Linked DNA regions of Homo sapiens: all the other regions are linked to region 1. The links are chromatin loops, found by intact Hi-C in ENCODE. Cell type or tissue: heart left ventricle. All regions are shown on one strand.

Evidence for each region. A loop is a pair of places that touch in the nucleus more often than their neighbours do. Peaks named below come from ENCODE experiments on the same cell type or tissue, not always from the same donor. Only the 100,000 strongest peaks of a DNase experiment are listed, where the experiment ranks them.
Region 2: it touches region 1 in a loop (3-fold over the local background); 28 of 110 quality-filtered maps call a loop at or near these places.
Region 3: a loop joins it to region 1, with 2.5 times the contacts of the local background. A loop is called at or near these places in 2 of 110 quality-filtered maps.
Region 4: a loop joins it to region 1, with 4 times the contacts of the local background. A loop is called at or near these places in 14 of 110 quality-filtered maps.
Region 5: a loop joins it to region 1, with 2.5 times the contacts of the local background. A loop is called at or near these places in 19 of 110 quality-filtered maps.
Region 6: a loop joins it to region 1, with 4 times the contacts of the local background. A loop is called at or near these places in 18 of 110 quality-filtered maps.

Annotation. Positions count from the first base shown.
Region 1 is chr5:40,685,614-40,690,613 of GRCh38, forward strand. All of the region lies in intron 2 of PTGER4 (prostaglandin E receptor 4), which reads left to right. Among named protein-coding and RNA genes, the nearest start is that of PTGER4, 8.2 kb to the left of the region's middle. In heart left ventricle, CTCF peaks have their summits at 2,733 (motif pointing left) and 2,936; a DNase peak (open chromatin) is centred at 2,728; H3K4me3 peaks cover 3,176 bases; H3K27ac peaks cover 1,926 bases.
Region 2 is chr5:40,734,232-40,739,231 of GRCh38, forward strand. All of the region lies in intron 2 of TTC33 (tetratricopeptide repeat domain 33), which reads right to left. It also overlaps a transcript of PTGER4 not described here. Among named protein-coding and RNA genes, the nearest start is that of TTC33, 19 kb to the right of the region's middle. In heart left ventricle, a CTCF peak has its summit at 2,255 (motif pointing left); no DNase peak of the experiment used is centred here; H3K27ac peaks cover 813 bases.
Region 3 is chr5:40,243,043-40,248,042 of GRCh38, forward strand. All of the region lies in intron 2 of LINC00604 (long intergenic non-protein coding RNA 604), which reads left to right. Among named protein-coding and RNA genes, the nearest start is that of LINC00604, 5.2 kb to the left of the region's middle. In heart left ventricle, no CTCF peak of the experiment used is centred here; no DNase peak of the experiment used is centred here.
Region 4 is chr5:39,960,127-39,965,126 of GRCh38, forward strand. No RefSeq gene overlaps it. Among named protein-coding and RNA genes, the nearest start is that of LINC00603, 90 kb to the right of the region's middle. In heart left ventricle, no CTCF peak of the experiment used is centred here; no DNase peak of the experiment used is centred here.
Region 5 is chr5:40,427,763-40,432,762 of GRCh38, forward strand. No RefSeq gene overlaps it. Among named protein-coding and RNA genes, the nearest start is that of LINC00604, 190 kb to the left of the region's middle. In heart left ventricle, a CTCF peak has its summit at 2,294 (motif pointing left); no DNase peak of the experiment used is centred here; H3K27ac peaks cover 382 bases.
Region 6 is chr5:40,442,223-40,447,222 of GRCh38, forward strand. No RefSeq gene overlaps it. Among named protein-coding and RNA genes, the nearest start is that of LINC00604, 200 kb to the left of the region's middle. In heart left ventricle, no CTCF peak of the experiment used is centred here; no DNase peak of the experiment used is centred here.

The sequences.
Region 1 (5,000 bases):
AGACTATTGAGTAACATAAAAGTAAGTTATTTCCACATCTGGCATTTCATTTGAATCTTGAAAAGCTCTAAGGAGAAAGTAGGGCTGACCAGTATTTTCACTCTCTCTACACCTCAGTTTCCCAAGCTGCAAATGAAGAATTTATATCATTCTGCAACTTACAGGGTAGCTATAGGTGAGTCCTCGTCTAATGCTCATTTCACCATGCTTTCTTGACCTGTCAATTTGTTTGTATTGAATATCTCCTAACAAGATTTTTTTTCTCAGCCCTGACGTGATTCTTGTAGTCTCCTATCAGAATATTCAATGTGAGAGCTTTAAAAACAAACAAATAAAAAAAAACAGAAACTTTCAGTGTAGAGGTTGACCTATAAAGCCTGTAGAGATTTAACTTGCCTTCTACAAATGGCCAGAAGAAGAACCAAGCTCTCCTACACACCACCCAGTCAATAATTATTTCCACTATTCTTTACTTGAAAAAAAGAAAGTGATAAGAACTTCTAGTAACAGCTGTGTCAATTTTGGACTCTTAACAAGGCAGTGGGATAACTGAGCCCATACAGATAATTCCTTTTATGTGCTTGGAACAGAACAAGTAGCACACACATTCAAATCCAGCTACAGATCTTGTCACTTATTGGAAAGCGTTACTGTTTTGACAGTCCATTACTAAATCTAATCAAGAGTTCAACATTCTTTCTTCAACATTCCCTGCAAACAAATTATTAAGTAGGAAGTACATGTTTTTGATACCATATTATTAACTATATCCCAAAGCTACCTCTAAGCTACAGTTTTCAAATTATTGATACCTTCCACACTGGGCAAGCTTCCACATATGGGTTGAAAGAAAAAGTAATGAGAGCCAACATATCTGTTATACGATAGGCACTGTACTAAGCACTTTAATAATTTGTACATACGTTATAAGGGCAGAGCCAGGATTTGAACAGAGGCTTGTTTGCTTCCAAAGCTTGGGCATTTATCTCTACAGCATATAGCCTCCTTACAGCTTTCTTGTCACCACATCTTCTTCTGAACTTATTGCATTTCCTCAAAGTTATGTTCCACTGCTCCTGAGCCCTAATCTCTAATCATCCTAAAAAAAAGTGTGAATAACATAATTTAAAAAAAATTAGGTGGGTGTGGTAACATGTGCCTGTGGTCCCAGCAACTTGGAAGGTTGAGGCTGGAGGATTGCTTGAGCCCAGGAGGTTGAGGCTGCAATGAGCCATGTTTGTATCACAGCACTCCAGCCTGGGTGACAGAGTGAGACCCTTTCTAAAAGAAAATAAAATAATTTAGAATACTGTAATATGCCAATATTAACAACAAACCACATGTACACAGCAGGAGCTACTAGAAAAAGACTTAAAATTGGAAGAAAGGAGATACGTTGTTTGTATTCAGTGAGTTTTTTTGTTTTTGTTTTTGTTTTTGTTTTTGTTTTGAGACGGAGTTTCACTTTGTGGCCCAGGCTGGAGTGCAATGGCGCAATCTCAGCTCACCGCAACCTCCACCTCCCGGGTTCAAGTGATTCTCCTGCCTCAGCCTTCCAAGTAGCTGGGATTATAGGCATGCACCACCACGCCCGGCTAATTTTGTATTTTTGGTAGAGACTGGGTTTCTCCATGTTAGTCAGGCTGGTCTCAAACTCCTGACCTCAGGTGATCCGCCTGCCTCAGCCTCCCAAAGTGCTGGGATTACAGGCATGAGCCACCATGCCCGGCCATATTCCCTCCTGACTCGGAGGTTCAGTTTTATCAGCAACACACTCTTCCAACACTGAAAACTGCCTGAACTTGTTTAATTATGTAAAATATAGGGCCTGTTGGACAAGAATTCCGAAAAGTGCTTTCACCCCCTCACGAGACATTGAAGCACTACTCCGGATGTCCCCATCTCAACTGGGGTTGTCCCTGCCCTCTTGGAAACAGCAAATCAAGTAGCCTACTTAAAGTGAAGCAGAGGTTGCTCTATGTTTTCAAACATTGCAAGATGCGTGGAGTTTTTGTTTGTTTTGTCTTTTTTCTTTCCCTACTTGAAGTAAGTCTCAATTGAAATACGCTGCAAAGTAAAACTCATATTGATTCTTTTCAATCTAACCAACTTTTGAGGATGTTTTTACCTGAATTTGGACTTTTGCTTTTTAAACTCATACTTTTACTACCCTGTGAACTCCCCTTTATTGAAAAGACATTGAATGACCAGGTTCAGTGGCTTGTACTAATTGTAAACTTTTCCTCCCCCATGGAAAACTTTAAAATAGAGCATACTTTTAATATAGCCTCCTTTCATTCCCTCCTATACTAGTCGAAATCCATTGCTGCTGTGGATGAGATGAGGCACAGAAATGATTCTTTCCTTGCCTCTCATCACCTTTGATTATGAAAACCTATTATTAATTGTTTTACAACATTCCAACCTTTCTAAAAGGCCACAGAAATTTTAAAATGCTAACTCCTAATGTACTTCTTTGAATGGCTATAAATTCCATTTTAACTATTCAAAAATTTTCTTCCTTTCAGTAGTAGCCATGTTTCCTTTGAGGTTGTGGTAGGAGAAGCAACCAGCAATAAAACATTTTCAGTGTCAAAAATCTCAGAAACGTCAGGTTCAGACTTAACCAAAATTCTGTTCTGCGAGTCTCGGAGATGGCTTTACACAGTGCTTGTTAGGGAGGTAGTATCAGAAACTCTCAAGTGGAGCAACACTGCCACCTGGAGGCTTGAAGGCTCAAGTTCGCATAAACCCGGCCGTAGGTCTTTTCCAGAGACCACACACAGGACTTGATACTAACAGATTTAACGCCATCATTTCTTCTACCCTTAGGAACGTAGTATGTGATGTGAATAAAATATAGACCTCATGCTTTTTACCAACAATTCCATTGTCAGGAAATAATAATTAAACAGAAAGCCAGACTGGTAGAACAGAAAAGGCAACATGGAGGTCCAGACCAGACTCTGCCACCAACAGGGTGGGGGACATCCTAAGTTCCTCAAAACCTCTGGGTCTCAGTAACAAATACCTCATCTGAGAAAAGGCCTGTAGAGTTGAGGGAACTGCTGAGTTTCCAGGCATAGCTGAAGACCTCAAAGCTTATGGAAGGAAGAAACCAAGATGCTTTATTTTACTTTCTGTAAAGATTTTTTTTTAAATCAAGTATGCTTTGCCTTGATACTATCATTTATCCCAGCGTAGTTTCTAAAAGTATTTCAAGAGGCGATATTACACACTGCTGTTCATTCTAGTTCATTCTTGATTTAGCTGTCTTCCATATAGGAAGATATTAATTTCATCTTGGTTAGAGGCATGTCACTATTTTATTCTCTGAGATTTACAGGCCCATAATCCCATATCCAAAATATTTACGGGCAGATGAGTTTCAGAATTCAGAATTTCTTGGCTTTTAGAAAAGTAATCAATAATATATTGCAAAATATGTAATATCCCCATCAGAACTGGAACAGTAATCCTGGACCAGAACATAGGAATATTCACTCTAAGTGGAATAAATTGAACTAAATGGCTTCACAGTCTGTTCAGTTCAGTTTTGCTGCCAAAATAAGTTTAGGTCAGATTTTGCAATGAGTGTAAGTTCTCAAAACAAAACAAGTGAATAACAACAAAACAATAACAAAGGAAATGAACAAAAATCTTTTGAGAGAGGATCAGAGACCTATAGCTAATTAAGATCTAAATTCCAGTTAAGGAAGAAAAAGAAATGCAGTTCTACCTTACTGATCCAGTATCATCCAGGAGTAAGTTTAATATAAGCTTGATTTTGCAGATTAATGAAATGTATTTCTTCGAATATTTTAAAGATTCAAAGAATCTTTAAAGGAAGAAAAAAATAATTCTTCCTTCTTTTACCCAAATTTTACCCAAATTGTTGAAAATCTTTCTATAATATCCTGACCCAAATATTGTTACATCTAGTAAGTGCCAAAGGAACACATGCAAATGGTCAATGAATCGCCTTTTCCGTTGTGAACTGACTCAGCCTCAACTAAACTGTCCCTGTTCCAGGTGATTCATACACCATGAGTCATTCATTGTTACGCTGTATATAGTAAGGCAGCAACATCCTCAAGTCTTGTTAGAGATATTTGCCCCTAGTTAAATGGCTCCAGCTATGCTTTTGTTAGTTCTTTCTCCTTTTTGTGGTTTTTATGTATCTTCCTTGACTGTGAGACTCAACCTCTTCTCCCTAACCTAAAATAATTACTAAAGGCAAGAAATAATTACTAAATAATTACTTAAGATATATGGCAATTATTTTTATTTCTATACTACTATTTCTATTTCTATTTCTATGTGAATTACCACTACTACTATTTCTATATTAATTACAGATGAGATTTTTATATAAATGATCCCAGTGGAATTAGAAGTAATATCTAGGCAAAAAAAAATCATAATACTTTAAGAGTAAATTTGAGGCTGAACATGGTGGCTCACTCCTGTAATTTTAGCACTTTGGGAGACTGCAGCGGGCAGATCACTTGAGCTCAAGAGTTAGAGACCAGCCTGGGCAACATAGAAAGACCTCATCTCTACAAAAATAATAACAGTTAGCCAGGCATGATGGCACACACCTGTAGTCCCAGCTACTCAGGAGGCTACAGCAGGAGGATTGCTGGAGCCTAGGGGGTCAAGGCTGCAGTGAGCAATGATTACACCACTGCACTCCAGCCTGGGCGACAGAGTGAGACCCTGTCTCAAAAATATATATACATGTACATTTAACAAATGCATTTTCCCCTAAGGATTAAAATGATCATGTAAGTTTACACAAATTCATGCTCCATTCGCTGAATCATTTGAAGTTCCCAGATGTTGACATATCATTTCATTCTTCCATGACTTTGCACATGGAGCTACCTCTATTTGAAATGTGATGTCTTTCCTTCTAAATTTAGCAAATTCTCATTCATCCGTTGTGATTACTATAACTGGGGAACAGAGTCATAGAGAAAATAAAAACTATTCTCTGG
Region 2 (5,000 bases), 49 kb after region 1:
TTTAGATCACAGGAAACTTGGCACTGAACAAATCAATAGTCTCTCATAATTTCTGCAGCATATCTCTTAATTCAACTTCAGTTTGGAACAGACTGAACAGACACAGCCCTACTGCAGCTGTTGGATAGGAAGCATTAAAAGATAAAAACTTGGTTTAAAGTCACTGTGGTTAATAAATGACCAAAGTCTGATTCCGCCAGTTTAAGGACAATCTTAACAGTATGCAACTGAAGTAGCACAAGGAAGGAAGCAAAGGGAATAGTTCCATGGACTACAACAGGGCAGGATGAGATAATGCCCTATACTGAGGTAAAGAACAGCTGGTGATCAAGCTAAATAAGTTAGATAGCACACTCATTTACCAAATAGAAATGTCAATGTGTTTAGCTACTTTACTCCCAATTAGACTTCTAATTTACTGTGGCTTTAAATTTAATGAGCTATATAGTTAACAGCTTATTCACTTTATAAATATTTACTGGGCACCTACCCTGGGACAGGTAGAATTCTAGTAATAAGTACTAAGGATGCAGCACCCAACAAGATATAAAAGGTCCCTACTATTCTTCCAGATCTTACTTTCTAAAGTGTATGCATGTTAGAAGGGGACAGGGAAAGAAAGATAACAAACAGTTAAAATATAAGTGCCGTGATAAAAGACAAATGGAGGAATGTGATAGGGAGTGACCAAGTGGCTATTCGGAATGGGCGGTCAAGAAAGGTCTTCCTAGGAACGCATTCAAGCTGAGACCTGAGTGACAAAACGTGGTCAGACAACTGAAAATCTGGAGAAGGTCCATTCCAGGCAAAGGGAAGAACCTGGGGCAGGACCAAACCATGTTTTGTGGAAAGGAAATAAAACCAGAGGAAAGGAAGTCAGAGGTCAGGGAGGTGGGCCGAAGCCATGATCACAGAGAATACAATAAGCCATAGTTATGCATGTGGATTTAATTGTATGTGTGATGAAGAATCCACAGAGTTTTTATACAACAGTGAGACATGAATTATTGATTTACATTTTTAAAAGATCAGTCAGACCCAGAAGAATAGACAGTAAGGGTACAAAAATGTACACAGGAAGGCTAGATATGAGACAACCAAAGTAATTTAGGTATGAGATAACCCTAGATAAGGATAGAAGTGAAAACAGAAAGAGGAAAAAAGATTTACAACACACTGAAAATGTACAGTTGGCTCAACTTGGACTTGGTATGAGTGAAAAAAAGAAAGAAATCCAGGATAATTTGGGTTACCTGGAAAACAGAGCCTGAGGCCAAAGCTTACTGGCTAAATCTTTATTGAGTGGATAGGATCCCACGCAATCAAGAGTGAGGGAAAAACAGAAGTAAGCCATGAAGAAAGAAGAATAAATACAAGGTCTATGTTAAGCTGGCAACAGCTCCACAAACACAGATGATTGTTGATCTGGAGAGCAAAAGGAAAGGAGCAAGCAAAGATTAAAAAGGAGAGGACATGGAGACAAGGACAAGCATGATAGCATGGTGGTGTGGAAGATGAGAGAGCAGTGTATTTAGGAAGACTGTGGTCACCTGTGCTGAATGATGAGAAGCACAATAAATGACAACAGAGAAGTGATGACTGGATTTGACAACATGGAGGTCACTGATAACCTTTACAAAAGCAGTTTCAGTGGATTCATGGGGACAGAAATATGACTGGATGGTTCATCAAGAAATGGAGTTTGTAGTGCAGTGGGAGCAGAGAAATGGCAGAGCATTTGGAGAGAAGCTTTTTAAATGGATGTTATCAGGGTATGTTTGCATGCCAGCAAGAAGGACCGAGAGAAAAGAAGAAACAGATTATATAAAAATGAGAGGACAATTTCAGAACAACGTTCCTGAGAAGGCACAAGGGGATGGGGTCTAGAGTACAAGTGGAGTGGTGGGCCTTTGATAATTACAATGGAATGATGACAGATCATATAGGCACAAATACAGTAAGGTTGGAAGATGTGCTGGTGAGAAAATAAAGTCATTCTACACTGACTGTATCTATGTTTTTCCACAGAGCATGAGGCAAAACCACTGTCATTAAATATACTGATGTGAGTAATCTGCAGAATGTGGGTCACACAGCAAGATCACCCTCAAATTTACATTAGTAGGTATACTTTCCTAGACAAGAACAAAATGCATGGTAAATTCTAATTTATATTCCTGCTTCATACACATACAACTGATTCTAACAGAAAAATCAGACCAGTTAGCTAGACAGTCAAATATCACCATCTAGTGGCTGAAACTTTAAAAGCCAAGATGTCAAAGTTGGGACTAACACCGTGACTCTTGAGAAGGTATAACCTAGTTTGTAATAATTCTAGAAAAAGCCACTTGAACAAAATAATTTACAAAAATATATATTACTACTACAGGAAATATACCAAGAACATATAAAATCCTAAAATATTATATCTAAAGTACATTCACTTGGTGCTTATTAGGTGCTAGGTAGCATGCTTTTACATGGACTTTGCTCTTTAATCCTCCAAAATTCTATAAGATATGTATCACCATTTGACCTATGAGGTAGAAATTGACAAAAAATAACTACCCAAAGTTTATGCAGATAGAAATGATAAAGTTGGGATTTGAATGGAGGTAATCTGACTTCAAAATCTACACTCTTAACCACTATACTCACTATACCATCTCTATTAAGCACCAAAATTTCTTGGGGGTTGGGTAGAAGAGTAAACCAGATTTTTGTTAAAAAGAATCATGAATACTCTAAGGTAAGACTTCTGAATTTAAAAGCCACTCAAGGTTGAGCATGGTGGCTCAGGCCTGTAATCCCAGCACTTTGGGAGGCCAAGGCAGGAAGATCGCCTGAGCCCAGGAGTTCAAGATCAGCCTGGGCAACATGGCAAAACCCCATCTCTACTAAAAATACAAAAAATCAGCCAGGCATGGTGGCGCACACCTGTAGCCCCAGCTCCTCAGGAGGCTGAGGGACAAGAATCACTTGAACCTGGAAAGTGGAGATTGCAATGAGACAAGATCGTGCTACTGCACTCCAGCCGCCTGGGCAACAGAGTGAGGCTCCACCTCAAAAAAAAAAAAAAGACTGGGGACTTCTGCTACTATCCTACAGGTGATGCACAAGAGTTACTAAAGAAGGCTGACAGAGTGATAAAATAACCAAGACCCGAAAATACATAATATCCAGATTCAAAATTTTACTGAAATCTAAATTATCTGTCAATTAACTTGCAATATAACAGCAAATTCAGAACACAAAGACATCATGAACACATATAAAGATATATGAAACGAATATAGAATTATTTTACATTTGACAAGCACTCAAAACTTTGTTTTTTTAATCAAATTTACTGGTGTGTGATTTATATATCAAAAAACGTACCCACTTGAAGCATACTTTCTGATGAGTTTTGAGAAATGTATATACTCATGTAAATACAACCACAACCATCACAATAAAGAACATTTTTGTCAATCCAAAAAGTTTTCTGTGCCCCTTTCTCGGGAAATCTACCCCAACTGCTGACCCCAGACAACTACTGATTTTTTCTGTCACTATGGATTAATTTGTCTTTAGACAGATTTATAAAATTGGAATCAGACGGTATGTACTCTTCCTGACTTCTTTCCCTTAGCATGTTTCTGAGATGTCAATCATTTCTTTTTACTGCTCAAGAGAATACTATTGTATGGATATACCACAATTTATTCATTCATTCACCTGCTGATGAACATTTAGGTTGTCCCAGTTCATGGACACTATTAATAAAGCTGCTAGAGACATTGTTGGAACAGTCTTTGTGTGGATATAATGTTTTCATTTCTTCTGAATTAGTATCTAGGAATAAAACTGTGAGATTGTACAATAAAGTATATATTTAACTTTATGTGAAACAGGCCAGGCACAGTGGCTCATGCCTGTAATCCCAGCACTTTGGGAGGCCAAGGCAGGCAGATAACCTGAGGTCAGGAGTTTGAGATCAGGCTGGCCAAGACGGTGAAACCCTGTCTCTACTAAAAATTCAAAAATTAGCCAGGCATAGAGTGGTGCGCGCCTGTAATCCCAGCTAGTCGGGAGTGCTGAGGCAGGAGAATTGCTTGAACCCGGGAGGTGGAGGTTGCAGTGAGCTGAGATCATGCCACTGCAGTCCAGCCTGGGCAACAGAGCAAGACTCCATCTCAAAAATAAAATAAAATAAAATATAAAATAAAATACAATACAATACAATACAATACAATACAATACAATACAATACAATACAATACAATACAATAAAATACAATAAAATAAAATACAATAAAATACAATAAAATAAAATAAAATAAAATAAAATATAAAATAAAATAAAATAAAATAAAATAAAATAAAATAAAAAAGTGAAACAACCAGACAGTTTGCCAAAGAGGTAAAGCTATTTTACATTTTCATGAGCAATGTATAAAAGTTTAACTTGCTCCATATCTTTGCCAACACTTGATACTGTCAATCTTTTCAATGTTAGCATTCTAGTAACTAGGTAATAGTATCTCATTGTGGTTTTAATTTGAAATTTCTTGATGACTAATAGTGTTGAGCAGCTTTTTTTATGCTTCTTGGTCATTCATATATTTTCTTTTGTGAAGCATCTGCTCCAACTTTTTACCCATTCTTTACATGAATAGCTTGTCTTCTTCCTACTGAGTTGTAAGAGTTCTTCTATACTCTGGAAACAAGTCCTACGTCAGATATATGGACTGGAAATATTTTCTCCCAGCCTGTGGCCTGACTTTTCATGTTCTCAATTAAGCCTTTTAAAAACCAGAAGTTTTCATTTGTATCAACTGACCACATACATGTGGGTCATTTCTGTATCATATATTATTTTCATTGATCCATGTATGTCTATCTTTACACTAGTACTATAAAGGTATAACATTCAAAAACACAGTTAAGGACTTAAATTAAGTAATATAAGTTCCCTAAGTATGTTTTATTTCATAAAATTCTTTTGGCTAGTC
Region 3 (5,000 bases), 440 kb before region 1:
TTGGAGGGTTGTAATCAATTTCCTGTTTCTCTGTCCACTGCTTTCTGTTGACTCTACATAATACTTCCTTGTTGACTTCAACAGCATCCATCAGCACAGTAGTCTGTGGTTAAGAGTGAACAAAATTTCCTTTAGTTGTCTGTCTCCTCATTTGGAGCAAACAGGAGAACATTATTATGGTCAAGATTAAGTCACCCACATAGAAAAACCTCTATTCGGAAAATTGTAAAATGCCAACACCAGTCTTAGCTTTCCCACTAGCCTGAGACAAGTTACTTGACTTCCGTGGACATCAACTTTCCATTGTCATTCTGAGGAGACTGAAGTAAATAAGAAGTTTTTAACAAAGACTTTGTGGACTTGGAGAGGTGGTGTTGATGGAGAAGAGAGCTTCAAATACTCAGAAATGCAGTACAACTTTTAAGTTGTACTACATTTTTTTTCTGAGAATAAGCTTTAATCATTTTTACAGAGGTTTGTGACCTAAAATTGTTGAGAACTAAATATTTTTATTCTGTAAACATATATTGAACAAGGCCTTGGGTTAGGCAAAGTGGGAAACACAAAATGAGTGAGACAAGTACCCAAATCATCAAAATCAAATGTACAATATGCTACTGCCACAGAGATGAAGAGACCATAGTATTTATAGAAGTGAGAGATTATAGCTGTCTGGAGGTAGGGAAGTGAGAATGGGGGAATACTTCAAGGAAAATAGTTCAGGTCTGTGCATGTAAAGAGAGCAAAGTAGTTGATGTAAAAAGAATAATAGGAGCTAAGCATAAACTCGAAAAACACTATGGATGGTAGTTGCAGTGGCTCACGCCTGTAATCCCAGCAATTTGGGAGGTTGAGGTGGGAGGATCACTTGAGGTCAGGAGTTCGAGACCAGCCTGGCCAACATGGTGATACCTTGTATTTATTAAAAATACAAAAATTAGCTGGGCATGGTGGCACACGCCTGTAATCCCAGCTACTTGGGAGGCTGAGGTACGAGAATCACTTAAACTCAGAAGGCAGAGGTTGCAGAGGTTGCAGTGAGCCGAGATCATACCACTGCACTCCAGCCTGGGTGACAGCGTGAGACTCTGTCTCAAAACAAAACAAAACAAAATACCCTATGGGTGTGAGGCAACGATATGCAGTCAGACACATTTGGCTAAGATACCAGATATGGGGAGAAAAGAAGGAGAGCAGTAAAGCATACAGCCAAGTAATGTATTTTAAAAATAAAAATAGCACCCACATGGAAACACAAAACTGGCTACGACTTATGCTAAGTCTATGCTAGTGCTTAGATCTCAGTGGTTTTTAACTTTGTGGAAATATGTGCTTGGCTTCTGTTAATACGAAATATCCCACACCTGATGTCAGATAGATGGATGTATAGATGGATAGATAGATAGATAGATAGATAGATAGATAGATAGATAGACAGATAGATAGAAACTTCCTTTCAACTCACAGAATTACTATATATCTACGGATGTAATCTATGCTGTTAATTCTCAATATTCATGGAATTATGTTTACAAAAATGCTGTGAGCACTGAATTAGTAAATACTGAAACATTCTTCCTAGAGAAAAGACAGGAAGAGGTTCCTATAAGCCTCTGGTCACATTTTTATCAACAGATCAATATATAACTTTGTTTTATGAATGTTTCTGTTTAAAGATACCTTTTCTTAAAGGTTGACTCAAGAACTGCTAAGTAAATAAATGTTCATTCATGAACATCGAACTTATGACCTACAGCACTATAGGCCATATGTGAATTAAGCTTATCAAGCACAGATATATTCTCCATGAGGTTCATTGCAGCCTTCCTGTGCTTAGGAACACTAGTCAGCACTTTGGGACTACACTTTTGGGCCATTTTAAATGGTGAGATCACTAACAAGAAGCACACGAGTAAAAACAATGGCAATAAATAGACTATGGAAGGACCCTTGTTTACACTATTATACATGAAACAAAAAGGCAGAGTGCTGCCTTGTTTAACCTCAGCTGGGCATATATGCATTGAACAAGTCAAATTTTTTTCACTCTACTTGTGTCTGTGAATAACCTCAAAAGTGTCCCAAGCATTTATTTTGGGTTACAAATAAATAAATTTCAGCAAGTAGGTGAATTTGTAAATATAGAAACTGTGAATAATGAATTTTGACTATAAATATACATCTATATGTATATATATATATGTGTGTGTGTGTGTGTGTGTGTGTGTGACCCCAAAATTCTTATTTTAAAATTCTAACCTGTGACATGGTGGTATTTAGAAGGCGGCCTTTGGGAAGTAATTGGGTCATGACATTGGAGCTTAAAAGAAGAGACCAGAAGTGGAGCAAGATGGCAGAATAGGAGACTGCACTGATTGTCCCCACCATGCAGGAACACCAAATTTAACGACTATCTACACGAGAAAAGCACCTTCCTAAGAACCAAAAATCAGGTGAGCACTTACAGTACCTGGTTTTAACTTCATGTTACTGAAAGAGGCACTGAGAAGGGGAGAAAAAGCCGTCTTGAATTACTAAAGCCACCCCTCCCCCTAACCCCTGTGGCTGTGTGATATGGAGAACCTGTGCACTTGTGGAAGAAGAACACAATGACTGTGAGACTTTGCATTGAACTTGGTTCTGCCGTCACAGCAGAAAGCAGAACTGAGCTGTAGTTAGCTGATGCCCATCCACAGAAGGAGCATTTGGACTGGGTCTAGCCAGAAGGAAATTACCCATCCCAGTGGTTGAACCTTGAGCTCTGGCAAGCCATGCCACCACAGGCTAAAGTGCTGTGGGGCTCTGAATACATTTGAAAGGCAGTCTAGGCCACAAGGACTGCAACTCCTAGGAGAATTCTATTGCTGAGCTAGACTCAAAGCCAGTGGACTGAGAGGGCACACAACCTACTGAGAAACCTGAAAAGATGGCTAAGGGAGTGCTTGTGACTCCCCTGCCGCAATCCTAGTCTGCATAGCTCATGGCTCCAAAAAAGACTCCTTCCTTCTGCTTGAGAAGAGGAGAGGAAAGAGCAAAGAGACTTTCTCTTACATCTTGGATACCAGTTCAGCCACAGTAGAATAGGATTCCAGGCTCTAGTTCCCAGACAACATATCTAGACACACCCTGGTCCAGAAGAGAACTTGCTGCCTCACAGGCCAGGAGAGAGTAGCATAACATATTTAAAGTGCTGAAAAATGTTTACCCTAGAATAGTATATCTGGTGAAAATATCCATCCAACATGAATGAGAAATAAAGACTTTCCAAGATGAACTGAAACTAAGAGATTTCATCCATTCCAGACCTTTCCTACAAGAAATGCTAAAGAGAGTACTTCAATCAGGAAGAAAGGACTTTAATGAGTAATAATCATGTGAAGGTAAAAAAAAAAACTCGCTGGTAATAGTAAGTACACAGAAAAAATACAGAATATTATAACACTGTAACTATAGTGTATAAACTACTTTTATCTTAAGAAGAAAGGCTAAAAGATGAACCAATCAAAATTAATAACTACAACAACTTTTCAAGACATAGAACAATAAAATATTGATAGAAACAACAAAAAGTTAAAAAGCAGGAAAATGAAGTTAAGGTGTAGAGTTTGTATTAGTTTTCTTTTTGGCTTATTTGTTTTTTATGCAAAAACTGTTAAACTGTTATCAGCTTAAAATAATGGTTTATAAGATAGTATTTGAAAGCCTCATGGTAACCTGAAATAAAAAAAAATACAACAAATACACCAAAAATAAAAATCAAGAAATTAAATCATACCCCTAGAGAAAATTATCTCCACTAAAAGGAATACAGGAAGGAAGGAAAGAAGGAAGAGAAGACCGCAACAAACCAGAAAACAAATAGTAAAATGCGAGGAGTAAGTCCTTACTTATCAATTATAACATTGAATGTAAATGGACTAAACTCTCCTATCAAAAGACATAGAATGGCTGAATGGATGAAAAACAAGACACAATGATTTGTTGCTACAAGAAACACACTTCACCTGTAAAGACACACATACACTAAAAATAAAGTGATGAAAAAAGATGTTCCATGCCAATGGAAACAAACAAATCAAAAAAAAAAAGTGGGAGTAGCTATACTTAGACAAAACAGATTCCAGGACAAAAACTGTAAGAAGAGACAAAGAAAGTCACTGTATAATAATCAAGCAGTCAATTCAGCAAGAGGACATAACAATTATAAATGTATGTGCATACAACACTGGAGCAACCAGTTATATAAAGCAAATATTGTTAGAGTGAAAGAGTGAGATAGATCCCAATACAATAATAGCTGCACACTTCAACAACCCACTTTCATCACTGGACAGATATTCCAGACAGAAAATCAACAAGGAAACGTCAGACTTAGTCTGCACTATAGACCGCATGAACCTAATAGATATTTACCGAATATTTAATCCAAAGGCTGCAGAATACATGTTCTTTTTCTCAGCACATGGATCATTCTCAAGGATAGACCATATGTTAGGTCACAAAACAAGCCTGAAAACATTCAAAACTTTAAAATAATGTCAAGCATCTTCTCTGACCACGATAGAATAAAAAAACAAAAATGACAAGAGGATTTTTGCAAACTATACAAATAGATGAAAATTAAACAATGTGCTCCAGAATAACCAGTGGGTCGATAAAGAAATTTAGAAAAAAATCAAAAAAATTATAGAAACAAATTATAATGAAAACACAACATACCAAAACTTGTGGAATACAGCAAAAGTGGTACAAAGAGGAATGTTTATAGCTATAAATACCTACATCAAAACAGAAGAAAAGCTTCAAATAAACAACCTAGCAATGCATCTTTAAAAACTAGAAAAGCAAGATCAAACCTAACCCAAAATTAGTAGGAGAAAAAATAATAAAGATCAGAGCAGAAATAAATGAATTTGAGCTGAAGAAAACAATACAAAAAATTAATGAAACAAAAAGTTGGTTTCTTGAAAAGTTTAACAAAATTATCAAACCTTTAGCCA
Region 4 (5,000 bases), 730 kb before region 1:
AGTGGAAGCTGGAAGAAGTGGGAATCAAGCTAAGGAAGAACACCTGGGCATCAGCAAAGCAGGGAACCACCAGATAATCTTCTATTAATATATTGGCAAATGCTTGATGGGGCAAGGTGTAAAAAGGTGTGCTCTGAAAGTCCTGAGAGAACACAGACTTACCAAAAGGAAGCCTTCAAAAGTTGTTAGAGAAGCAAAATATTAAAGCTTGTTATGATTAAATTTACTTTTATTCATCTGGACCTGGGCAATATGTGAAGGTCTCAATAATATTAACTATATGTTTAAAATTTTCTTTCTAACTTGATGTCCTATAACCTCCTTACTGCTAATACGGAATTATAAATATTTGTTTCTATTTACCCCCAATTCCATCCTAGTCCAACCCAACTTCTATTGAGTGGTCTCCAATTTGTAGCCCTGGTTCTTTCCCTGTACTTCTATAATCCATTGTTAACAGTAAAAACAGAATAATCTTTTATAAACAAAATTCAGACTCTCTGTGTTCCTAACTAAACACACCCTTCTATGGCCTCTCTACCTGCCCAACTCTATTCTACGTGCTCTACAAATTTTAACTTGTTTAATTCTCACAACAACCCTCTAAGGCAGATGCTATTGTCACCTACATTTTGCAAGGAGGAAATTGAGGTGCAGAGAAGTTAAATAGCTTTTCCATAACACATAGCTAGAATACAGTAGAGCTGGGATCTGAACTCAGGTAGGCTGGCTCCAGAAGCCATGGATTTAACACTAGCTCTATGCTGCCACATTCCCAGTTAAGCCCTCAACAGCTTCTCTTAATGCCCAGAATTAATTTCTTACTGTGATCCTATATAATCTGACCTGTGATGATCTTCCCAAGCTCATCTCTTACTATATCCCTCTTGCCTACAATGTTGTAACCACACTGGCCTTTCTTTTCCTGCTACAAGCTGAATACTTTCAGCCTGAAGGTTCTTGCATTGGCTCTTTTTTCTGCTGTAATACCTACACCCTCAATACTGCATAACTGGCTTCCCCTTGGCCTTCAGAGCCCAATTTAAATGTTAGCTCCTAACAGAAGCCTTCATTATCACCAACTGAAGGAAGCCCCACTGTTAATGCTTAATAGAACAACTCATTTTACATTTCTCTGTGGAAAGTGCAACTCTCCCTGATATTTTACATATTTGTAAATTAATTTACTATTTTTTTCTCTCCCATGAGAATGAGAGCTACATGAGAACAGGGATTTTGTCTCATTTACTACTATAGTACCAAGAATATTGCTTTTCTACCTTTCATATGTCAAAAAAATATAAATTATAATATTTATTTGGCACTTTGGGGTAAATTGGAGATTTAATGCACTTATTTGGGTCTTAACTGATAAAATTATTATACTTATTATATTATGTAATTTTAAGAAAATAGAATAAAAATGCTAGTTTTCACATTAAATATTAAGCTTATATGAAGTTTTAAAATGCAACCCTTATAAACTTTTAACGTAAAATATGAGCAGGCTTTCCCAAACATACTTTCTTATATTAGGCTTTGTGCTTGAAATAGCTGAAAAATTTCTGATGACTTTTTAATGATTATATCTTTATATTCTTGATAATATCAATGAGAAACTTTCCCAAAAGTAGATGCTAAAAAATTATCAACAGAGGAATGTATTCATAGTAACTAACAGATATTTCTTACTTTCATGGATAGACATAGTGTGGGAATTTCTTGGTATAATGCAAATGTACTTAAGATTCAGATTTTTTCATTTCCAGTGTTTCAGAATAATGAAGAAGCTATAGTTTACAAAACTTTCATGCATCATCATCCTCCTAAGCTAGCCAGGATGCTATTGGCAAGGGCATATATGCCTCAAATGAACATAAGCACCAGATATATGTGAAGACAGACATTCAGTGGGGTCACTTGGTGCTCTACTCTTTAGGAAGCCTCGCCTACTTATTTTGCTTCCCTTTCCTTGATAAGCCTCAGGTTGGGCTGCACATTTTTCAGCATGGCTCCCAGAAACACATACTCTTTATTATTTCAATGGGTCTCATATTCACGATGAGTAGAGAAGAGTTCGGCAATGGACTGTGCACATGGTAGATTTTGTCCTTGGCCATGCTCAGTAAGCAGAAAAAATTAATGAGTGCTGGATGCTACTGCTCATTCAGTCTTTATGAAATGAACATGGGGTGCACCTCTGAGGAGTCACTGAGGAGGGTACTCAGCAATGACTACTGGCTACAGTGAGCTATGACCTCTCAGAGGGCTAAGAGGAGGATTATTTTTTAGGCAGGCCATTTGCAACATGAGAAACTTTGTTTAGAAACTTGTACCTCAAAGTGTGCTCCATACCAGCATCATCCACATCAGTTTGGAGTTTGTAAGAAATGCAGGATCTTAGTCCCTGTCCCAGTGGGTCTGAATCTGCATTTTAATAAAATCGCCTCATAATAATATACACCTTAAAGTTTGAGAAGCTGTTTTGGAGCACTATGTAGACCAGAGTTGAGTTGGCAATTAATGTTTGTAGAATAATATTGTATGAATTATATGATGAAAGTTCAGATAACTAAATGGATATTGCAATGTTTTACGTTATTTTTAAGAAATTTCACCATGATTCACACTTATATACATATACAAAGTTTATTTGAAAATGACACGCAAAATGAAAATGACTGTGAGTAGGACAAATCTTGTCACAATGGTGCTACTTACAGTTTTTATATGAGTTATATAAATAACCAAGTCGTTACTATTTGCTTTGTCTACTCTTCTTTCTGAAAAAATACATGCCAGCCTGCCTCCTGTGCTTTTTGACATGTTTCTGCATATAACATGTGTATATATTAAATGCACATAATACACGTAACTATAATATATAAGTGCATCTCAGACTGGCTCAGAGTAATACCAATAATTTTTAAAAATCCCTGTTCAATTTGCTTACTTCCACAATTTGCTTATTTTATAAAACATCCATTTTTTTTTCCAGCTTTTCCTGTCTTACCTCCTCCCCATTTCCAAACTGGCCTTAGAAATGAATATTCCAGTAATTGAGCCATCAAATATTTGCAACTTCAGGCTGTTCCGGGACTTTCACAGTACTTCAAAGGTCAATCAGAGTTAAAGGAAATTGTTAAGCTTCGTTTTGGGTAAATCAGCACAAAAATCATTTTTTTTGCTGTTTTTACTTTCTCACTGGTATTCCAGATTATGTTTATTAGTTATCACTGGGGCTTTTCCAAAATGAATTATAAGTTATACTGTCTAGTTAATTCTGTTAACTCTTCACAAGTATGTACTGGCCATCCACTGCAGGTACAACATTTATCTAGGATGCTCAACTTGGCAGGACGTTATAGGTTATGTTACAGAAACAAAGAATCCCCAAATCTTACTAGTGTATCAAAGGGATTGTTGATTTCTCACTAAGAGTACATATATGCATCACAGATTGACAGTAGAGTCTACCATTGTAGTCATTCAAGGACCCAAGCCGATAGAGGCTCTATCTTCATACTTGTATCTCATGGCAGGAGATGGGAATGAAGTGATCCATCAATTAGCTCTGAAAGCTTATGCCTTTAAACGAGATATATATATATATATATATATATATATATATATATATATATATATATATATATATATATATATATAACTTCTGTTACATTTTATTGTCTAAAGCAAGTCATAAAGCTGTGCCTAATTTAAAAAAAATTGAGAAAGTGCAATCCTACCATGTGTCCAACAAAATAGAACCATGTATGTACAGCCTTAAGGAGAAACTAAATTACACAAACACCAACAATTTTTCCAAGACCTTAGAAGCCAGTTGCAGAATAGAACATATATGTAAGAATCTATGTAAACAGAGTTGAATGTCAAGTAAAATATGTTCTAAGACTCATGATGTGGTACTGTAAAAAAAGTATTTAAGAAGTTCAGAGATAGAAGAGAGAGATGTGGATGGGTGAGTAAAGAAAGTAGGTGAACAAGGTGAGATTATATATAAATTATTAGATTCAGAGAGGGAAATGGAAGGAATAAGAATATTCATGATTGTATCCAAATTCGATGAAGCAGTCGTGGGGTGCAAAGCTAGTAGAAAGTGGATCTGAGTTGACCTGAAAAAAAAACATTAAAAATACTTGTTCCACTAAAAGCAAAGAGTTCCTTTTAGGTGACATAAGGTGAACGTGGATAAACAGAGCAGGAACAGGTTATGAAGAGCCTTGAATGCCAGACTAAGATGTATGCACACGGTCTTTTATATGGCCATCTTTGGACCTCTCACTTTTACCTCCTTTTTAGCCTTTTGGTGAGGGACCACCACATTGCAATTTATTGATGATCAACATTACATACTTATTGAGAAATAGAGACCAGGGAGCCATGTGGAGCTTTATTACACATGTGGGTTATATAAGCATTTGCAATGCTCTTCGTGGAATGTAGGTGCTATAATAGAATTTAAGAAGAAAGAAGTGGCCACAAAGTCAGTCTGACTTTGAACATGTTGGGGTCACTAGAAACAATGCAAAGGCCAAAACAAAGCAAAAACTCTAGTGGTTTCAATGAAATATTTTACTGGCAATGTTTCATCAGAGCTGCAGGGAACAGGCTTCTTGCATCAAATAACAGGGAGAAACAGGAATTCTGGGAAAAGTCAAGCTCTAGATTTCAGAAGTCCTATAGTCTAGTGGCAGAGAGCCCATATTAGCAATGCGATTGTAGAAAATTCCTTTGTTTTTATGAATATCAGTTTCCCTATTTGCAAAAATCAAACATGCTGGATTGATAATTCTCAAGGTTATAAGTTTAAATATTTTTTGTTTGGGTTCACCAATAAACAGGTATTAAAAATAAAATGGCATGAATCAGTATCAATACACTAAAAGATAAAGTTTTGGGGATTGGGAAACTTATTTAGCAGTTAAGAAAATACATAACAAGATAACTACCTATGCCAGATAACTAATCATGTCAAACTG
Region 5 (5,000 bases), 260 kb before region 1:
AGCAACTTTTCTCAATTCAGCTCATTTTTGCATGCCTCACACCCCTAACCCTCATCTGTTGCTATAAATCCTTATTGGCAGCCTCAAACCATAAATCTGCCCTAGGCTTGGGCCTTTTCTCCTTTAACGATGCCAGCCCCATCAAGCCTATTGTCTAGTGCTAACATAATATCACCCTAATATTGAGTGTTACTCCCAAAATACTATATTCCAGACTCATAATTCTGCCCATTCAGGCTTCCAAATTATGTAAAATTAACTTATCATTGATTTATCATGTGTGAAATTTAAAAATCTTCTATGGTTGGAATTTCCTTAGCAAAAATGGTAATAGTAGCTAGCTAACTTTCACTGAGTACTTAAGTGGTGTCAGAAGCAGTTCCTATGTATAATAATATCTCATTTTATCCTCACAAAACTCCATAAGGGTGACACTCATATTATGCCATACTTTGCAATTATTCAAGGGCCTAGAGTAGCTAAGTGGCTGTTAGGACTGGCAAAGCTGAATTTCAAACGCAGTCAGCTGTCCTCTGGGGACCCACCTCTGACTCACCATGTTAGACTGCCTTGCATAACTGATAGACAGCTGAATAACCAACAAATTTCTGACACCAATGCAAGGCCTGACCACAGAAAGCAGTACATAGTAAGCAAATCAACTAAAAATGATTATTTTCCTGGCATTTTCTTTAAATTATACATTTTCCCCCTTTGAGTTATAAACTAATGAATTAATATACAACTTCAAAGAATGCCCCAATTATTTCTTTTCCAGGTCCCAATCAAAAAGTGTTACAAACTTCTAGAGCTTTATGAAAGGTATCATGAGGCCTCTCAATAATTGTTTTGAGAATACAATGATTTTCTACTAGCACTGATACATAGCCAGCAAAGTACAAAAGAGTTGATGCACTAGAGTGAGCTTTTAAAGCCATAAATCAGAGAGCCTCAGTTCCATGTTGGAAATTCACAAGGCTTCCCAGTCAGCAGAGATTGAAGCCCCCCACCACTATCCAGCCCCAGACACTGTCTTATTTCATTTCCTCCACACTCTCCTCCCGCCCCAGGTCTTCCTTAGGTTACCTCTCGAACTTAATGCAAGTTTCTACTTAATCACTTTTTCTCATATCTCTCTCTCTACCTGAAATTGTATTTTATGTTCACCTGTTTCCCTGTTTTTCTCTCCCTCCAGCATACTTCATGAGGTCTAACCCTTGATTCTTTTACTACAGTAACCCTAGGCCCTAATAAATATCTGTTGACACAAAATAAATACATATGGAATGTTTGACTCATTCAGGACCCAGAAATGTATAGAATACACCTTAGCTGATGATCTGGAGAAAAAATTCACTTTACCCTTGTATCCCCTTGCCCATCTCAATACGTTAGTGGTCAATTATATTCTAATTCCACACCAAGGGGCTAGAAGGTAAAAATCAAACCGTTCCCTTCCACTCTTGGTTATTTGGCTCCTTTCTTTTTCTGTAGTTGTCAGCACTTGGAAAATGACTTTCTTCCTTTAGGCCCAGCCAGGTTATAATAACCTCAAATCTTGACATTTTTTTCACAGCAAAAGCCCTATGGAGTTGAAATGCTGAAAGAGCATTTCACACACACATGCACACACACATACACATGGTTACACATGCAGTGAAAACCTGCTAGAAAACACCTACCCAGGGCACCAGGGTTAAGTAGAAGGAGACATCAGAAAATATATCACAATCCCATATGCTATCTTACAACTGAAAAATAAGAACTGTGATTCCACAACAGATAAAATGAAAATGTCACTGCCATTAGAGAAATAATTTTTACCAAGCTGCACCTATCTGTCTTCAAATCTAGTGCAAACCCAGAAAAAGCCACAGATGCAATCAATAGAACCACTCATGACAAAACTGGCAAGTAAAGGGAATGTGGTAGTTCCAAGAACTTACATACCCAAGCCTTGCCTGAACATGTTCTAACAGTCAATGATAACTGCATATTCCAAACCCTGATTTTATCTTCAAGGAAACTTGTATTACCCATATAAATTGAGCTGGAAACTGTAAAATATAGATAATTGTAAAGATAAAGTTCTTAAAGTGTCTTAATTTCCACTTTCCCAGGCAACATGCGCTTTGTCTAGAAAACTTAGTGCCTCTCTCTCTCTTGCAGGTCATCTGGCACAGACTATTAAATGACTAGCACTTCCCGTTCTCAGGGTGATGTATCTGCTTCCTGATGGTGTTGGCTCTGACTATCTTCCTACTTCCACCCAGTGGCTCCAGCTGTGGCTGCCAAGAAAACCCCAGCTGATGGAGGATGAGAGGTGAAATCAGGACACACAAAGACCTGTTACCATCATCTTTCACCTGGATTCTCCTAAAGCAACAGCTGCTCATCTCATCACTCTGAGTTACTAATCCTTCTTTCTGAGACAAAAGCCCAAAAGGCAAATGGGAAATGACTTGTCAGATGACATCACCAATAATTGAACATAAAGCAGACTCAAATTAGGACAAAATCTTTTGTATTTACTCAGTTTATATCAGTAATATGATTATCTCAAAGTTCTAACAAAGCAGTCTGCCACAAGGGGTAACAAAAAACATAGTCACTGATTTGTCCCAGAGCATCTCCAGCTGGGACAACTTATTCTACCATCTCTGCTCTGCCCAGACGACCACACACATTGCCTTGCCTAGGGAAAGGGGCAGGGAAATGATGCAGGCTTTACTGTTCCATTGACCCTTGCAGCTAATCCAAAGGGACATAAAAATCTCTCATTTCAGACTTTTATGACATAGCGTAGCCCTCCCTGGAGATAAGTAGGAACACTGGTCTCCCGTCCCCACTTGCCCTTTGGGAAAGATCATCACATCAGCCAGGCAGAGAACAGCCCCAGCTGACCCAATGTACTTTCTCTTTAGCCTCTCAACCCTTCTTCCTTTGGTTGTTCATGACAACCTGAGTTTTCAGGGAATTTCAAATTGATGATGACAAGCTGTTTGTCCTGTCTCAATCTGCTGAAGATGTTTAAAATAAGGAGCTATAGTGAACAGAGAGTTGAAAAAAAAATTCTTTGGGGTGGATGACACATTGACCCAAACCATTCTGATCACACACAACTCTAAGCTCCTATTTGGTGGATGACATTAAATGCTGAAAAGGTTTGGAGTGCACATATATTAGCTACTTTTCACAGCCTGTGTACAAAAAGTCCCATGCCCTACTCTGCCATACATGTTGACTGACTAGCTTCATTAGCAAGGAAGAACAAAATAGTCAATGCAATCTTTTTCTGTGAGTTCAGTGAAGTCCTAGATCTCCTTTTGGTGTCAAACCATCACCTTCCATGAAAGGTTTTTGTGAGGTGGACACAATTTTCAGAAGGTAGGGTCCAGGTTCTCTGACATTAGTGTTAACCTACTTGAAATCTTCCTACTTAATGGCTAGACACAGTATTACTTAGGAATTAAGCTTCAAGCAACATTCTTAAAGAACAGGTTATAGAATTTATTATTTGTTAGAATTTCTTTATGCAAAAGTGGGAAGTATCTTTAAAAATATTTTAGCCAAACTACATGTCTTGAATAACTTTAATGTTATCAATGTGAGCCTGTTTCTAGTATCCATCATGTTACCTAGCCACAAATGTCACAAATTAAAGAAATATATCTGACATTCATTATGCTAACCAACTGTCTGGTGTTGATCCTCGTATGGATAGCTGAAATGCTTTTGGTAGCCAACTTGGGAAGATGGCTTTTCTGATATAATGCTTGCGATCCACCTATTCTCCCTTAGGGCACTTGACAATTTTAAGAGTCAAAGTGCTAGCTAACTAGAAATTATATAATATCACATTGTTCCAGGATGCAATATTTAAAATTAAATAACCTGCATCATAGCTAGATCTGGAAGAATAGAGTTTCAATCATCAATTGTTAGCAAGAATTATTTTTAAAGTAACTCAACTCTTCTCCTCATTCAGTTGTTAGACATGAAAGAAAGTAAGGTGAAAGCTCAGAGATTTCTGCCTTTGGCCCAAGGAGCAGAGCCTACAAAAATACATATATAAGGTCTTCTTGCTACTAGGGAGTGAGGTCAGAGCAATGAAATAGCATGGGTGTGTGCATGCATGCATGCTGTGTGTGTGTGTGTCCTTTGCCCAGAGGTAAATATTTTCTTTTGATTTTTATTGCGCTTTGTTCCCTGTATTGGTTGAGTTTAACTTCCAACCTCCACTCCACCCCATAGTAGAAGAATTCTTCTTGGAAAAGGATGCCTGAAATAAGGCAAAATTATTGAAGTTAAATATAGGTCCAAGAGACTCTAGCACTTAGAATTGCAGAAGCTTCCATTTAAAGCTGCTTCATCCTTTTGATTCAAAGCCAGAAAAAAGACATTCAGTAGGACTAACAACTGTTCATGAATGTACTGTTAAGCTAATTACTTAATGCTAAAATTATTTAAAAGGCATTACTTGGAAATGTTTACAGTATGTGATTTGATTAACAAAACTATTAAGGGTATGCTTACTATCATCAATAATTTTTACTATACATTTATTTGTATTGGGAATACATTACTTGTTCCCTTAGAATTCTGACAAATATAATCTTAGCTTCAATTCGGAGAAGTTGTTCTGCTGGAGATAAATTTGATTGATTTTTATTGCTCCTGGAGGCAAAACTTAATGAGTGGAAACAACCTGAGAATCTTTCTCACCATCAGAGCTGTCCAACAGTGGAGTGTAATTTTTTGAAACACATAATTCTCTCTTTTTCCTGTATTTCCAGTTGCTTTATGCTCCTGCATTACTTTTCTTCCTGGTCCACTGACATTTCTCCACCTCCATTTCCAAACATAAATCCATAAACACAAACCCATGCAACCCTCTCTATGTATCATCCCGAATATATATACATCTTGACTTCTTCTGAGTTAAGATTCTAAAGGAAATTTTAATAATAAATGAAGTGTGTAGCAGAAGAAGAGGGAGA
Region 6 (5,000 bases), 240 kb before region 1:
TCTATAGTCTACACTGAATGCCATAATCACTAACAGGTCAGTATGACATCTATTTTTTTTATCAAAGTATTAGTTCCCAAAATAAGTTCACCCAGCTTTAATCCTTGGGAGAGAAACTGCCTCAATCTTTGGTATCCCCAAGGAACAACATAAAGTAATAAGACATCAAATACTAGCTGTAGTCTGAGAAGCCCACGACATCATATGATTAAAATGTACTATTTGTTTGCTATCACGACATGAATTCTCCTTCCCTGTGGTGCTGCTCACTTCCTCTCTAACATCTGAACTGTTTTGAAATACATTGTATGCATAGCAATAGCTAGTATGAAAGGGCTTCAAGAAAGCCTTGTTGTTTCATGAGATTTGGGGCCACAAAAGTTAAACATTTAACCTGGCAGGAACTCAAAGTCCAGGCAGACTCAAGTGTTTGAGCTAATTGTGTTTTAAAAGTATGTAGATTAGTGTTTTGAACTTGGATACAAATTGCAACAGAAACATTACTGTGAATGGTGGTTAGGTTCGAGATCCAGCATGATGTCCAGTGTAGCTGCCATACTAAACTTTCATAATAAATATAGTTGGAAAGAGTATTGTTTTAAAAATTTTGTGTAATGATTCAGCTCTGTATATGCCCCTGCTTGCCATTGCTCCTTGGAATATTGAAATGAACCTTCATTCATTCAGGCTCAGTATATTAATTCAGTATAAACTATGATAAAGGATAACTAACACGTCTTTAATATAATGTGGGCATGGGACATGTATTTTGTTTTGGAAATATCCAAAATTATTCAGACTCAGGTCTAATGAATGAAGTAGAATGAACTTGTCTTCCAAATTAAAAATTAAATACCACAGCAAGAATAGTTGGGGATTTCCATATTCCACTTTCAATGGATAGAACAAATAGGCAGAGGATCAACAAGGAAATAGAAGACTTCAATAACACTACAAACTAACAAGACATAACATACATCTCTGTATAAAATACTCCACCAATCAGGGAGAATATGTATTCCTGTAACGTACACATGGAACATTCCTCAGGAAAGAACATACACTAGGCCATAAAATGAATCTTGCTACATTTTAAAGGGCTGAAATCAAAGCATATTCTCTGACCACAATGGAATGAAATTAGGAATCAATAACACAGAAATTTGCTTCTCAACAGATAATGGGTTAAAGAAAAAATCAAAGAGGAAATTAGAAAATATTTTGAGATGAATAAAATGAAAATACAACATACCAAAACACATAGAATTTAGCTGAATAAGTTCTTACAGAAACACCTACAGTTGTAAATACCTATGTTAGAAAAGAATAAAGATCTCGAATAAATAACCTAATCTTCAAACAACCTTAAGACATTAGAAAAAGAAGAGAAATCTAAACCTAAAGCAAGAAGAAGGAAGGGAAAACTAAAGATCAGCATGGAAATAAATAACATAGAGAAAATAGAGAAAAATAATAAAACAAATAATGAAAATCAACAAAATTGACAAACTTTTAACTAGATTGACCAACAAAAAATTACATAATACTAACATTTCAAATTACTAGAATCAGAAATGAAAGAGGAGAAATTAATAATAACTTTGCAGGAATAGAAAGAATAATAAACAAATACTATGAACCATTGTATACCAATAAAAGGGACAAGTTCCTAGAAAAGCACAGACTACCAAAACTGACTCAAGAAGAAATACACATTCTGAATACACCTATAACAAGTAAAGAGATTGAATTTATAATAAAAAGCTATTCACACAACAAAACTCCAGGTCCAGATGGCTTTACCGATAAATTCTGCCAAACATTTAACCATGCATTAATACCAATTCTTCACGAACTCTTCAAAAAATAGTTGAGAAGAATACACTTCATAACTCTTTTTTTTAGGAAAGTATAATCCTGATGCCAAAGCCAGATAAGAAAAGAAAACTATAGACCAATATTTCTTATAAATTTGGGTGCAAAAATTCTCAACAAAATCGTAAACTAAATCCGGCAACATATAATACAAATTATATCATGACCCAGTGGGATTTATCCCAGGAATCCAAGATTGAATTAACATCTGAAAATCAAGTAATGCAATACACCATATCAATAAAATATAAATAGAATAAAAAATTAAAACCACAAGATTTTTTTCAATAGATGCATAAAAAGTATTTGACAAAATCTAATACCCTTTAATGATAAAAACACCCAACAAACTAGGCAAATAAGGGAACTTCCTCAACCAAATAAAAGTTGTCTAGAAATACCCACAGCTAGCATCATACTTAATGGTGAAAGACTGGATGCTTTTCCCCTAAGATCAGGAACAAGATCAGGACACTATCAAGAAAGTAAAAAGATAACCCACAGTATGGGAGAAAATTTTCAAAAATTACATATAAGAGATTTATATCTACAATATATAAAGAATTTTTACAACTTGAGAATAAAAGGCAAATTAACCAATTTAAAATGGGCATAGGCTATGAATAGGTGTTTTAGCAAAGAAGATATATAAATGGCTCATAAGCACATGAAAAATTATCAAAATTATTGGTTATCATGGAAATATAAATAGAAATCACAATGAGATACCACTTCACACCTACCAGGATGGCTAGAATTACAAAGTTCAGTTAAAAACAAGTGTTGGCAAAGATGTGGAGAAATAAGAACCTTCATACACGTATGAGAATATGGGAATGTAAATTGGTGTGACCACTTTAGAAAACAGTTTGAAAGTTCCTCAAGTAGTTAAACAGGATTACCACATAACCCAGAATTTCACTTCCAGATATATACCCAAGAGAAATGAAAGCATGTGTCCACACAAAAACTTGGACATGGATGTTCATGTAAGCATTATTCTTAAGAGCCAAAAAGTGGAAACAATGCACATGTTCATCAACTAATGAAAGGATAAATGAATGTGGTAAGTCCATACATTGGAATATTATTCAGCAATAAGAAGGTAAAGCATTAATACACAGTTAGTACTTTACTAATCATGGTTACTCAAAGCTGAGTGTATGGAAGGATAGGAGGATTGGGAGGTGATAGCGGAAAGATAAAGGGTTTTTTTTTTTTGGAAGTGATGAAATTTTTTTAAATTGTGTTGATGGTTGCATATGTCTTTGAATACACAGGAAAACATTGACTTGTACACATTCAATTGGTAAATTACATGATAACTTGAATTACATCTCAACAAATCTTTAAAAAAAAAGCTTAACACTAAACAAGCTTTAGAAACCTACCCAGTTCTCTGCTGTCTGTGAAAGCTTCTCTTTGCAACTCCTCTTCCTATTCTCTCAATTCAGAGTATGTGGGCAATTTTGGAGTTTGTATTAGCAGATTGCCTAGGTTATAGTGAACAATAGATTTTGTTGCATTTTCTACAAACATGCTAACTTAATTCTTTATCTTATCTCAATTGCCAATCTTTGAGAGTAATGCTTGATTCTCTGAAGGAAATCCTGGTGCTGAATTGATTTGGTATAAATTAAAAAATAGAATACAAAGACAAAGGAGGACTTAATCTCTAAGATTTTCATGGTTATTTGAAGGAGAAAGCAGATAGATTAATGGAAAAGAAAGATAATGGGCCAGGCATGGTGGCTCACACCTATAATCCCAGCACTTTCGGAGGCCAAGACAAGCAGATCAGTTGAGGTCAGGAGTTCAAAACCAGCCTGGCCAACATGGTGAAACCCCATCTCTACTAAAATATATATATATATATACAAAAATTAGCCAAGCGTGGTGGTGCGTGCCTGTAGTCCCACCTACTTGGGAGACTGAGGTGGGAGAATTGCTTGATCCTGGGAGGCGGAGGTTGTAGTGAGATGAGATCACACCACTGCATTCTGGCCTGGGCAATAGAGTGAGAATTTATCTCAAAAAAAATAAAAATTAAATAAGAACAAGAAAGATCATGACTTTGAGATAAACTCTTATGTTAGACCTGCAAGGAGCTTCAGACATCTGTATTAGTCCATTCTCATGTTGCTATGAAGAAATACCCAAGATTGGGTAATTTACAAAGAAAAGAGGTTTAGTCCAGGCGCGGTGGCTCACGCCTGTAATCCCAGCACTTTGGGAGGCTGAGGCGCGCAGATCACGAGGTCAGGAGATCCAGACCATCCTGGCTAACACAGTGAAACCCCGTCTCTACTAAAAATACAAAAACAAAATTAGCCGGGCGTTGGGGCGGGCGCCTGTAGCCCCAGCTACCTGGGAGGCTGAGGCAGGAGAATGACGTGAACCTGGGAGGCAGAGCTTGCAGTGAGCAGAGATCATGCCACTGCACTCCAGAGCCTGGGTAACAGAGCAAGACTCCATCTCAAAAAAAAAAAAAAAAAAAAAAAAAAGAAAGAAAGAAAAGAAAAGAGGTTTAATTGACTCACAGTTCCCCATGACTGGGGAAACCTCAGGATACTTACAATCATGGCAGAAGGCACCTCTTCACAGGGCGGCAGGAGAGAGAATGAGCACAAGCAGGGGAAATGCCAGAAGTTCATAAAACCATCAAATCTTATGAAATTCATTTATCACGAGAACAGCATGGGGGAAACCACTCCCATGATTCAATTACCTCCACCTGGTCCCTCCCACAACATGCAGGGATTATGGGAACTACAATTCAAGATAAGATTTAGGTGGGGACACAGCAAAACTATATCAACATCTAATCCATCCTCTTTGCTTTACACATGAGGAACCCAAAACTGGTAAATTGAGTGTCTAATTCAAGATCATGCACCTAACTGCTGACCCACTACACTGGTTGACCCAGGACTTGGAGGTAGTGGGATGGGGAAAACGATAACCAATGGGAGGGAAGAAGACAGTTCTCAGTGCAAATACTGGGAAAATCCTGGGTGAGCCAGCATGAGTCATCCTATGTTGACAGCACCAGTCAGAGTCAACATACCTCCTGACTCCTCATCCAGTCTGGTGCTCTTTCTTCAAGGGCATGTTTTCTCAGACAG